Regions from separate parts of the Homo sapiens genome. Here region 2 is linked to region 1. Evidence: chromatin loops called from intact Hi-C (ENCODE). Cell type or tissue: ascending aorta. All regions are shown on one strand.

The links. Peaks named below come from ENCODE experiments on the same cell type or tissue, not always from the same donor. Only the 100,000 strongest peaks of a DNase experiment are listed, where the experiment ranks them.
Region 2: it touches region 1 in a loop (14-fold over the local background); 51 of 110 quality-filtered maps call a loop at or near these places.

Annotation. Positions count from the first base shown.
Region 1 is chr3:70,063,286-70,065,785 of GRCh38, forward strand. It overlaps SAMMSON (survival associated mitochondrial melanoma specific oncogenic non-coding RNA), which reads left to right. Exons shown (of 5, transcript NR_190186.1): 4 at 1,961-2,033. Among named protein-coding and RNA genes, the nearest start is that of SAMMSON, 65 kb to the left of the region's middle. In ascending aorta, a CTCF peak has its summit at 1,089 (motif pointing right); a DNase peak (open chromatin) is centred at 1,116; H3K27ac peaks cover 2,344 bases.
Region 2 is chr3:70,357,960-70,360,459 of GRCh38, forward strand. It overlaps a transcript of SAMMSON not described here. Among named protein-coding and RNA genes, the nearest start is that of MDFIC2, 47 kb to the left of the region's middle. In ascending aorta, a CTCF peak has its summit at 1,209 (motif pointing left); no DNase peak of the experiment used is centred here.

The DNA.
Region 1 (2,500 bases):
ATATCTTTAGACCCACCTGCAACTTTGTGAATATTTTGGTCTTTTTCCAGCCTGCTTTTCAAATCCCATTTCCTGTGATGCCTTCTGAACCGCTTAGCTCTCCAACCCCATTGGATTCCTTGCTCTTGCTTGAAGATGCAGCACATATTCCCAGTGGCAGCAGCCCTAGGTGTTCTGGGAGGCTAGCCCTTCTTGAGATCCCCATCAGCTTCTCTTCTTTTAGGTAGGATCCGTGTGCCTCCTCTGCAAACATAGCTGCAAAGAATTACATCTTTGAGCAGCCCTTCCCCCGCAAACAGATTTTCATCTGAAGTCCCTCCTACAGAGAAATTCTAGAGCTGCCACTGCATATCCCTGTCTCCATCTTTGCTGACTTTGTTTCCTTCCCCCAGAAACTCCTTTCTGTGAATCAAATCCTTATCACAGGAGACAGTACAGGAGAGTGGTTCAGAGCATGAGTTATGGTGTCCAGGTAACTGGAGCTTGAGTCTTAACCTTTTACACTCCCTTGCTGGGTTACCCATCAGCAAAATTCAGCTGTTTAATGAAGGCAATATTTGTAAAGGGCTTAGCACAGTGCCTGGCATATCTTAAGTATCATTAGCATCAGCATCATCATTCTTCATCATAATTTAAGGGCCACTGTCTACAGTAAATCTTTTCCTACAAGGTCAGTCCTCAGATCTCACCTCCTAATTCCTATTGCACTTCTTGTCTGGGCTATTCAGAATACATCCACTTTACATTTCATGATTATATGACTAGGTTGTAAGCTCTCAGAGGGCTGGAACCATGTCTTACCCTTCTGTGGGTCCAGTTCTAAGTGCCAGATCTATACATGGCTTTCCACAAATATCTGTGGGATAAAAAATTATTTGAGACTGTGAATGAAGCACAAAGCTGTATTAAAACAGAGTTCCAGTGCCTTGTCATTTAATCAGAAGGAAAATGCCCTGTGTTTCTGTCTATTGTGCTGTCTTAAAATAGGAATAATGAAATATACCAAGTACGTACTAATTTGGCAGTCATTCTCAGAAATCTGGGACTTTACACTTTAATTAAGCACTTGTAGTTAAGCGTTTGGCCAGAAGATGGTGCAGTGTTCAAGGGATCCTTCTCTCTCAAAGTCAAAACTGATTTTCAAGGAATAATATTGCAATCCGACCAAGTCTATAAAGAAATGGGAGAAAGTGATGCCAGTTCAGCTTTGACACCATCCTAGGGCTTAGCAAGTGTCATGCTTTCATGTAGTTTCTTCCTTCCTACTGCCTAGCATAATGAGCTGGAGGACTCTTCTAATTAGCTAAATATTATTGTACATCAGAGTGGGGCCATGCTTCCTGTACATTCTTATTTGGGTTTTGCCAGCCAAGGGAAGAAAGCTGTTAGAGGCAGGAGCAGATGTAAGGAAGGCACAAAACATGCCAAGAAGTCATGGCGCGTCTTTGCTATTGGATGAGTCATTTTACTTCTCATGTTTTTATTCTGATATTAGTAGGAATTCTTCAAGTCAATATGTCTTACTGGAAAAATCTTTTGTGTGTGGTGTGTGTATGCATGGCGTGTGTACAGTGTGTATGTCAAAGTTTTCTCTACCCCTGAAAAAGTTATATAAATAGGATTTGATTGCTAAAATATCCAACGTAAAATGCAGACTGACATAATCTTCTCATTATTATTATCTTTAATGCAATGTAATGTACTGAGCCAGAAAAATAATACTGCAGTTTGATTTCAGATGTGCTGTTTACATTGGTTGGAAACTAATTTAAAGAAGAAGACTCAAAGTTGGTGCTGATCAGCCATCTTTTATCAAGTTTGTGTATCATACACTTGTTCCATTTTTTTATTTTTTTTGCTATGTAAAGTCTTCTGAAAATTGAAAACTAATTTATTATCATGTAGTTATTAGCACAATCACAAAAGAGGTCACTGGTCTTTCCTTTAATTTCTGTCACAGGCTGCAGGCCGTATTATGCTAAATCAAGGATACGGGGAGATAATTAACATAGCAACTCTGGCAATTTTAATAGGTGAGTGATGAACATTTAGAGTTTGGCTTCGAAATCCATGTCTTAATTACCACCCGCCTGCGTGCAGTGACGAGGATGGGGCTCTAGCACACCTATTACAGATACAGTCTGTTGGGCCAAAGTTTTCATGAGTTGTCCATAAAACTATTATTAGATTGAGAGACTTCAAGGCAAGAAAGAAAGAAAAGTGCTTTGTGTTTTGTTTTTTTTAGAAAAAAAAATGTGAGAAATCTGAAGCCATTCCAATGTGTGCCTCTTTCAGAAGTATCCACTCTACTGCAAGAGTTCTCCCTGGGGGGCTGTTGTCCTCTGTGGGACATATGGTACCGTCTAGAGACATTTTTGGTTGTCACATCTGGGGGAGGATGCTATTTGCATCTCGTGGGTAGAAGCCAGGGATCCTGCTAAACCTCCTACAATGCACAGCACAGCCACCCCCACAACACACACACAATAAAAAATTGGCC
Region 2 (2,500 bases), 290 kb after region 1:
TGTGTTTTGTTGTACTACTTCTCTTAAGATTAAGTACCAGAAGGTCTGGTGTATCTGTGGTGTACTTGAGTCAGTTCGTACAGTTCCCAAGAAATGACTGTTAAATTTGCAGTGGTTTTGTGAGCCAATTGTTAAACATAGCCATTATCAAAAAATAAAGTATATTGACTTATAATACATAAATTACCTTAAAAAACAAAAGTAATACGTATTTGAAACTTACTGTTTCCTAATTATTTTACTACATTTTTGCCATTATCTTTACTTTTGTGACTATGTCCACTCTATCTGTAGGTTGGGAACATGACCTAATGGTGTGCTACCATGCAGCTCTTTCCAGCTCCATGTTCAGTGACTTCATATTGGTAAGTTGAAATCTACTATGGCATGAGTATTTACACTACAGAAATTGGCAAAAGCTATGATTTAGTGCTTTTTCCTCCTGAAAAGCTGGCCATTTAATATTTACCAGCATATGGCACGGTATAAGAGTTAAAGGAATGGAACTTCCATATCTCTGGCCAGGTGATCCCTAGTGCAATGCTTCTGGTTGTTGGCTCATGGAAGGCCTCTTTGAAAAGAAACAGATGGCAAGTAATTGAGAGCTCATTGGCCAGAAGTGGCATATAGGAGTTGTTAGTCATGTTAGAAATGAGCATTCTGTGGATTGGAAGCTCCACCTGTCATCTCCTAAATAGGGGTAGAAAATATATCTTCTGTTTTTTTTTCTTGTGAAAACTGAAGCCAACTTACTTTTGTTTATTGCATTGCTTTGTAGTTAAAATGTATTTATTTCAATAATTTCCTGGCAAGAAGTATTATTCTTCAAAAGTTTGATTACTTTCTTCAATGATGTGAACTTATTCTTAAAATCCATATAATGTAAAAGAAGCCAAAGTAGAGAGTGATGAAAATGTCAGTTGTCGTAACAGAATTTATGGCTTTGGTTTTAATACTAGGAGTGTTTTGCAAATATCTTGTCTCTTATCTTGTGCACACAGTGGCTCTTATTCAGCTGAGAGAGAGGTTAAGTGAGAAATGAGTTGGCTCGCCAAGGATAGATTTGTTCCACCCACCCCCAGCCCCCAACACACATATACACTCACACACACATACTCTGATGTTAATTTGATTTGAAAAAATATCAGAAAACATCATCATCAATTTCTCCTCTTGCAAAAATGATTATTCTTGCTTGACTGCCCTCTGCTGGAATTCCTGAAATACACACTTTGCCTCTACTTACAGGGACAAGTTGTAGGTGGTATGTAACTTAATGTGAGCAATCTTTTCAAGACGTAGTATGTGAAGAAGCCCAAGTACTCAAGAATAGAAATAAAACTGAGTTAAGCATTAAATGCTGTGGTCAAGTGTTGATTTAATTAACCATGAAAAATAGCCAGGTTTTGAATGGATCAAAGAAAACAATTATACCTAATGGGTGAACTGAAAACAATTGACTATTACTGAAAAAGAAGAATGCTTTAATTAAACTAAAAGTTATATCTAATGTTAAATGAGGTGGTTAGAAAAGCTCCACAAAAAAGCTGCTTAACTGCTGAGTATAATATGAGAGATCAGAAAGAGCGCTTAAATGTTTGTAATAAAAAATGCCACCTTATTAAAATTGTATCACTATTATTTTAAACTATCGCGAGCCTTTTCTCTGTTCTGTAGCTAAGCCGTCACACTTAAGACTATTCATTTACTTGTTTAAAATATTTAGATTTTTCATTTATTGCTGATAACAATTTATTGCTTATTGCTGATACAGAGATAGTGCTTTTTTCTACTTAATTAGATTATTTTTTGTTTTATTTAGAGAGAATTATTTTAGAGATAATAATGATTGCAATATCTCAGACCTTTATAATGTACTAGGTTAGCATATACTTTTCTCCATACTTGTAAGGCTCTCTGGAGTTAGAAGAATGCAGAGCAGTTGTCAAGCAGGTTGAGTTGGTGGCGAATTGGTGCTGTGAGACTCACACTTGAAGAGTATCACGGTGGAATATTTTTTACTATAAAGATCAAATCCTTCATCTGAGGAATTTGAGCTAGTAAATGGAACAGACTTCCGTCGGCGCATTTGCTGATCAAAGTCTAACCCTTTATTTTATTCACCATCTCCTTTTTATGTCATTGTCTATGTAAGAAATGAACAAGGGGATTAGAGAAGAAGGGAGGGAGGGGGAAGATAAAGAAAAGCCAAAGATTTAATAGAAAGGAGAAGAGCAAAAGATCTCCCGCCACCATTTTGTTTCATTCTTATGCCTCATATGGATTAAAACATGTAAAATTAAACTAGTAAAGTGCCAAGTTTTCCTAATTCAAGACACGGATTCTGCATCATTGAACGTTACAACTTAAGTATACAATAAGGACGGGACCTTCTTAGAAACAATGTTAAGTGGTTATGGACATTAATTCTTTTGCAGTAAAAGCTGATAACTATACAAGTAAGTCACTTTTCCTATTGTAAAAATGACTGTTATATGTT